Regions from separate parts of the Homo sapiens genome. Here region 1 is linked to region 2. A link is an interaction called in ENCODE POLR2A ChIA-PET data of the cell type or tissue named here. Cell type or tissue: Caco-2. All regions are shown on one strand.

Region 1 (4,000 bases), 150 kb after region 2:
CACTTCAGCGCTGGGTTAACAGAGTGAGACCCTGTCTCAAAAAAACAAAAGAAGTGATATATCAGGTGGTGATCAGTGCAGTGACTAAACGACAAAACTGAGAAAGAAGTGGGTGAGGAGGTATTATAGAAAAAAGTGATATCTGAACAGAGGACTCAAGGAAATGAGAGAATGAGCCCTAGGCACATGGTGGGGAAGAGCATCCCAGGTAGAGGGATTAGAAAGCACAAAGGCTCCTGAAGTCGGGGTTGGTTTGCCCAGGAACAGCAAAGAGGACAGTGTGGTTGGAGCAGAGGGGGCCAACAAAAAAGCAGCTGGCAGAAAGTTCACAGAGGTACAAAGGTCAGTTCATGCAGAGCCTCATAAATTGCAGTAAGGCCTTGGGTCTTTATTTTTACTGAGATGGGAAAGTATTACAGAATTTGGACTAGAGAAGAAACATGATTTGATTCACATTTTGGAAGAATTACTTGGGCTGCTGTGGAAGAAAAAACAGAATGGACCTTGTCTCTACACAAAATAAAAAAGTACATTAGTCAGGTGTGGTGGTACACGCCTATGGTCCCAGATACTTGGGGGGATGAGGTGGGAAAATCGCTTGAGCCTGGGAGTTTGAGGCTGCAGTGAGCCACGATCGAGCCACTGCACTCCAGCCTAGGTGACACAGCGAGACCTCATCTCTAAAAATAAATAAAAAGAATGGAACAAAAAGAAGCAAGAGACTAATCAAAAAACTACTGCAATGAGGGCTCCTCAGAAGCAGGGTAGGAGCAATGGAGACAAGGATCCAATTCTAAAGAGACTAAAGAAAACCTAATTTATTGATATAGTGAAAGACCAGAGGGAAAAGCAGCTTGTGGTGGTAGAGACACATGAGTTTGCTTTGGCTGTTAACAACAAGATGGCTCTTAGGCATCCAAATGGAAATACTGTAGGTGATCAAATATATGAGCCTGGAGTTCACATGAGAGTTCAAGTCTCCAAAAAACAAACAAACAAACAAACAAACAAACAAAGACAGACAAGCAAATAATTCAGAAGAGTACCTCACATGTAGTAAGGTTTTAATATATGGCAGCCATGGCCAGGCGCGGTGGCTCATGCCTGTAATCCCAGCACTTTGGAAGGCCAAGGCAGGCGGAACACCTGAGGTCAGGAGTTCGAGACAAGCCTGACCAACGTAGCGAAACCCCATCTCTACTAAAAGTACAAAAATTAGCTGGGCGTGGTGGCAAGTGCCTATAATCCCAGCTACTCGGGAGGCTGAGGCAGGGGAATTGCTTGAACCCGGGAAGCAGAGGTTACAGTGAGCTGAGATTGCAACACTGCACTCCAGCCTGGGCAACAAGCGCGAGACTCCATCTCTAAAACAAACAAACAAACCAACAAACAAAAACGGCAGCCATTATCATTACTGAAAGATCCTACCAAAGCATTGAAAAGCTAACAAAAAGCCCAACTTAACCTTCATTTCTGTTTATATAGTGGTAGAAAGCCCCAAATCCAAGGGCAAACTAACAAGGCATTTATCTTCAAAATATTAGAAGACATGTTAGTGGTTATACAGCAGATGATATCATTTGACATAAGCACTTTTCCAATTTTCTTCTTCCAAGCCACAAAAGAGTAGGAAGGTTTCCAAGGCATAATGTTTCACCAAGCAGTAGCCAAACATGAGTATCTTTTTTTTTCCTAAAAATACAAAAAAAAACCTTAAAGAATGATGTAGAAAAAGAGAACAAGAGCAAATCCAAATTTTGGTGAAGTTTGGTCTGATTTAATTCTTCTAATCATGAAAGATACTCAAACACTCAGATGTGTTTTAGGAAAACAGATAGAGGAACCCTCCCTTCAGCAGCTGCCTTCGTTCTTCAATTGGCAAGAGACTTGCCACACAATAAACAGTGCATCTGTGCTGTCTCATTGAGATTAGGAATAAGTATGAGATCACAGGTCACATGAGCTGCATTTATGTTCTCTTCTTGACACTTTCCAAATGAAGCTAAGTCAACAGGAAGAGAGAGCCTACAATTCTACTGGGAAAATCATTTCCTCTTAATAGGAAACTCTTCTAGATGATTGAGCAGATGTGATGGTGCCACCCTACACTTGATCAGACATATATATATATATATATATATATATATATTTTTTTTTTTTTTTTTTTTTTTTTTTTTGAGACAGTCTCGCTCTGTCGCCCAGGCTGGAGTGCAGTGGCGTGATCTCAGCTCACTGCAAGCTCCGCCTCCCAGGTTCACACCATTCTCCTGCCTCAGCCTCCCGAGTAGCTGGGACTACAGGCGCCCGCCACCATGCCCGGCTAACTTTTTTTTGTATTTTTAGTAGAGACGGGGTTTCACCGTGTTAGCCAGGATGGTCTCAATCTCCTGACATCGTGTTCCGCCCTCCTGGGCCTCCCCAAGTGTTGGGGTTACAGGCATGAGCCACTGCGCCCGGCCCAGATAGACATATTAATACCAGACTTGGGCTTTGTTATGGACTGCATTGTGCCCCTCCCCACCAAAATTCTTCTGTTGGAGCCCTACCCCCCAATGTAACTGTATTTGAAGACGAGGCCTTTAAGGAGATGACTAAGGTTAAATGAGATTATAACAGTGGGCTCTAATCCAGTAGGAGTTGTCTTCATATGAGGAAGAGACACCAGGAGTGCGCACACCCAAAGGAAAGGCCATGTAAGGACAAAGTAACAAGGCGGTTAGCCATCTGCAAGCCACAAAGACAGCCCTCATCAGAAAGCAACTGTGCCAGCACCTTGACCTTGCACGTACAGCCTCCAGAACCGTGAGAAAATTAATTTCAGTTGCTGCAGCCACCCAATCTGTGGTATTTTGTTATGGCAGCCCAAGGAGATTTATTAACCTCCAGCCTTCATTAACATTTATAACCCCAGGGAATACTAGCCACCAGAAACAAACCCATTAAAACCAAGAGACTCTGACAACCTCTCTAGAAGTGCCATTAACACACCAAACTACCTTCCCTGTTTGCAGCACTCTTACCCTACCCTCGGGTGGGACTTCTCTAATACTCTCTCTACTCTTGTAAAGATGACCTCATTTTTCACAAACCCTCCCAAAAACAAGTTTAAGGTTAGGGGTTGTTCAAAGCCAAAACCCATTTCAATACAAGTTTAAGTTTAAAAGACAACAAGAATAATCTATAGGAAAAAAAAAACATGGAATCTAATATTACTAAACCTGGAGGATGTACAACTTTTAAAGCTTATACAAAATAAAGACCCTACACAGAAAAGAGATACAACTCTAATTACACAAACTTTAAACAAAAGTAATTGAAAAGGAAAACAAAAAGAAAATGATGGAAAAAATTATCTGCATATACAAAACATGAACATGTTTAATTTATAATATATGAAGAGCTACTAAAAGCATTATAAAAATCCCCACATCAGAAGCAATTTCCAAAAAAAAAAAAAAAAAATCCACAGAAACTTTAATCAGAGTGTAAACTGAAATAAATTAGGTATCTTTTTTCTTACCAAAAAAATCAAGAAAACATTTACCTTTCCATGAACTTGTCATTAGTTTAAATGACAAAGATACATTATTTCTTAAATTTCCTTAAGTTTCGTGTTTTTTTTTTCTATCGGTGCTTCTAAGGTCACTAATTCTTTTTACGTAAAAACATTACTACAGTACATATAAATCTCTGTAAAAATATGAAAATAAATCAAACTTAAGCCAATAAAATAAAGAGAAATGTAACCAACTATACTAACTGAACAAATAAATGTGGCAATGACACAGACACACAGGTATTTTATTGATGTTGGCACTTGATGTCTGAAGCAGGACTGCCATTTCCAAGATCTTCTGGACCATCCTAGGTGCTACATAAATATTTGTTGATTAAATGAATAAAAACATTATGTTCAAGTTTGAAGTCTCCACACCATGAAAACACTGGCACACTGTTTCCTCAATGAAGCAACTCCTACACAGTCAAATGACTAAAAATT
Region 2 (4,000 bases):
CCTCTGACTATTCCCTTATATGGCCAAAACAAAAAACAACCAACCAAAACCCCACAAATACTGCTTTCTGTGGATCTTGAGAGAAGGAGCTTATTTGGATTATCTGGGCGGCCTCTTAATGCATTTGCACTCTTAGAAGATAAATCTGCAGAGAAGGCCGTTTGAAGGTGGAGGCCACAGCCAAGGAATGAAGGATGGCCACCAGAAGCTGGAAGAGGCAACAGATCCTCCTTTGGAACCTCTGGCAGGAGCGTGGCCCACACCTGGAAGTCAGCCTTCTCGCCCTGCTTGTTTTAAGCCACTAGGTTTGTGGGGCTTTGTCAGAGCAGCACCAGGAAGCCACCCATCAGTACACGAATATACCCCTAGATCAACGCCCCTTCACTTCCTCATCCACTCCTTTGCCTCCCCCCTGGCAAACTCTGCCACTTGTTACCAGGATGCCACTGAATTCTCCTGTCAGGTCACCCATGCGCCATCCCTCTTTTGGCAGAATCGAGCAGTCACTTCCCGGACCTCGTTGAACATGTTCTCTCAGCAGCTCCTGGTGGGCACTGTGGGCCCCCAGCTGGACTCCTGCTCCCCTGTAACCACTCCACACAGCAGCCAGACGGGATGACTTAAAACCTAAGCCACATCATACCGTTCCCCTGCTTACCACGCTGCAGAGACACAGAGAGTGAAATCCCTATGCCCTACCCTAGCCTGAGGCTGTGCATGGTCGGCCTTCACCCCCCAATTCTCACTCACCACGGCCAAGTTATATTCCCACCCATGGTCTTTGCACCCCCGTTCCTCACTTCACCCACCTGGAGAGGCTTCTCAGCCACTGCATTGGTTTACCGCCATCTCTAGTTATCCCATTAAACCATGTCCTTACTCAGAGTCTCTCTGCGCCCAGTGTGCTAGCCTTGTGGGCAGGGGCCTTACACCCCAGGATGCAGCGCGATGCCGGCACAGGCTAGGAAAGCACATTGTGGATGAATGCATGAGTGACTGGGTGAAAAGGGCACATGTCAGGCTACGTCATGCCCGGGGAACAGCTGGACAGGTGGGAAGGGAGGGTCCGAGACAGCAGGTGTACAGTGAGGGCCCAAGGGCTCTGTGAAACGCCAGAAGAGGAGCTGCCCCCACAAGTTCTAATGATCGGAAGACAGGAAAACCGTCTTCTGAAAACATCTCTCATGGGCCTAAGGGACAAAAGGGTGGAGAGGAGTGCAGAGGTGTCCGGGGACTGCCAGGCAGCCAGCAGGGGCTGTGGGCCAGAGGCCCAGGCTGAGGCCAGGGGCTGCAGACACGCGGGACGTGGCCCATGGGCCCTGGCTCCTGGTCCCATGCACAGGCCAGGAGCCACCCTGTTACCTGCATCAGGGCATCACCCAAGCCTGAGTGTTACTTTGCTGTCATTTGTCCTCCATTGTTAGCACACAGTCCTCCCAACTCCACTTCCCAGGCCATGTAGCAACCTTAAAACCAGCAGGTGCTGTTTATAATCCTGCTGGGGCCTCCAGCTGACATAAGGGGCTGGTTCCTGGCATGTTGATTCCAGAGGACACACACATGGCTAGGCAGGGGCCAAGGTCTGATTTGGTCAGTGAGGTCCTCAAATGTGTCTTGGAACCAGGTCAGAACTGGGGTAATTCAATCCAGAGGATACCTGAAGGCCCTCTCCCTTCGGGGAGGGTAGAGTCAGCCTGACCTGGCTGGTCATCAGGAGCACATGGGAACTGGAGGGCAGGGGAGATGGAGGTGGACTTGGTGTGCGTGGGGGTGCTGTGGACAGGTTCCCTCTGAAGGAGGCCGGGAAGGAGGGCCCGCTCAAGCCACCCTGGGCCCTGCCCTGAGACCGGAGCCTGGAGCTGCTCCCAGAGGGCAGAGGCCTCCTCTGCAGACCAGGCACAGTCTGCAGCAGCTCTGCATGCCTGGAGGTGGCCTGGTGCCCTGGAGCAGCACAGCCAGGGAAACACCGCCTGGCCTCATGCTGTGGACATTCCCACTGAATTCTGAAAAGGACAGTGGCTGCCTTTGGTTGTCTGGAGAAGAGGGTAAATGAAAAAAAAGTCAACATTTTCCCACTACAGATCACCTGGCTCCTTTCTCGGTGACCACGTGCAGGGCAGGACCCAATCCCTGTATCTCACTCTTCTCATTTGTCAGTTTATTATCACAGCATGGGTGTACACTGCAGGGACAGATATGGGGAAGTGTCCTCAGCTATTCTGGACATAGAGATTTTCAGTCTTGTGAATGGCAGCCATTGTTCCCAAGCCGTTTCTGGGTGCCAGGCACCTTACATCCCTAATCTCCTTTGATCTTTGCGACCGCCCTATGGGAGCAGATGGAGTTATCTTCACCACCTCACAGATAAGAAGATGGAGGTGCAGAAAATTATGTTTAGCCCAGGGTCACACGGAAGCCGGGACTGAGGCAGCCTATCTTCCCAGGAGCCCTTAACCATCATGTGAGCAGCTGGAGGGAAGGACTGCACACCCCGAGGTCACCCCCAAACACCCCCTTGATGAGGGGTCCCTTCTAGTGGTGGATGAATAAGGACACTGGCAAATTGTGATTAGATTCCTTTAATTATTACCTGGACAAAGAAGACTCCAGCTAACCTGTCAAATGGACGAGTGAGGAAAGAAGCTAAGCCCTGGCCAATGTGAATGGAATCTCACAGCATTTGCCTGACAGCTGTGAGGCTTTGTGGATCTCCTCCCACCTGCACCTTCCTCGGATTGGGGAACTGAGGCCCAACCTTTCCTTTTGCCTCAGATTTATTAGTGACTCCAGAATTAGGCTTTAGCCATGGTTATTCTCTCCTAAATTATTAACTCGATAGGCTCTTGGACTCCGAGGCTAACCAGCTGGAGACAGCGCCACGGGCAGCGGGAACTCAATGGCAAATAGCAAATGTATCTTCTTGGACAGAATTAAAGTGGAGAACAGCCTGTCCCAGGCACGGGCGGGCAGGCTTCCACTCAGTCTAGGCTGAGGGGCAGGGCTTTTTCTGGAGGGTGGAGGGTTGAGTGGTGTGGTAGGTGGGAGGAAAGTGCCTGCAGAGCTGGGAGTGCAGGGTGCGCAGGAGCAGGGGGACTCCTGAGCTGGCCTGGCACCTTGGGTGCTTCGCACCCGTGAGTGGGCATGGGATTTGGGCTGTGGTGGGGGACGGGCCAGGGAGCAGGCAGCTCGAGGAGGGCCTTGAGCTTGCTGAGGGTTTTGGATTTTGTCCTGAAGGTGCTGGTGAGTCCATGAATGAGTCGCATTTATTATCTTCTATTTTTTTGAGTTAGAAATCAACCAGTGGGCATAGAAGTAAACAGTCAAAAGTACAAAAAGGCCCAAAAGGGAAAGCAAGAGACCCCCACCAGTCCCTCTGCCGGGGGCAGCCCCCAGCCTGTTTCTCTTGGCATTTGCCCCGAGGGGCGCTCTGGGCTGAGCCCTGGTTTTGTGCTGCCATCTTGAAGCAGAATCTGTTGACTCCCCACTGTGAACCGCCAGGCCCGTGGCTCATGCCAGCCTTCTCCCCTATGCCCCACTTGAATTTCTGTTATGTTTTGATTTTTTTCCTGTGGACATTTCGGCCTGTGTTTCTGTCAAGTGGTGATTATATTTGCTGACTGTCAAGAAAAACAAGGAAGAACGTGTCCCCCATTCCTTTCCCAGGTCTGCTCCTGGTTTCTGTGAGCCGCGCTGTTACTGTGAGCGCGCTGCCTCTCAGGAAGTCTTCCTTGTGAAAGGTAACTCGTGCTGCTGGAAAGAAGCTGACACTGCACAGGGGGAAGCTGTAGAGTTGTCCCCTGTCTTGGATCTCTGCTTTCCTACTTTGCCTGTCAGAGGCAGCCACTATTTCTCATGGCTTCCTCTGCACAGATGGTGTATTGAACACATTTGCATTATACCATGACTTTTATGCTGTTAAGGTTTATACCATTTACATTTTTTTTTTTTTGAGACAGAGTCTCGCTCTGTCGCCCAAGCTGGAGTGCAGTGGTGCAATCTC

What was found. Peaks named below come from ENCODE experiments on the same cell type or tissue, not always from the same donor. Only the 100,000 strongest peaks of a DNase experiment are listed, where the experiment ranks them.
Region 1: POLR2A ChIA-PET joins it to region 2 with 6 read pairs; 2 of 35 experiments call an interaction of 5 or more read pairs at or near these places.

What each region holds. Positions count from the first base shown.
Region 1 is chr17:16,104,736-16,108,735 of GRCh38, forward strand. The region is part of intron 19 of NCOR1 (nuclear receptor corepressor 1); the gene reads right to left. Among named protein-coding and RNA genes, the nearest start is that of SNORD163, 46 kb to the right of the region's middle. In Caco-2, no CTCF peak of the experiment used is centred here; no DNase peak of the experiment used is centred here.
Region 2 is chr17:15,950,048-15,954,047 of GRCh38, forward strand. The region is part of intron 1 of ADORA2B (adenosine A2b receptor); the gene reads left to right. Among named protein-coding and RNA genes, the nearest start is that of ADORA2B, 6.9 kb to the left of the region's middle. RefSeq lists an enhancer at 792-1,589. In Caco-2, no CTCF peak of the experiment used is centred here; a DNase peak (open chromatin) is centred at 2,314.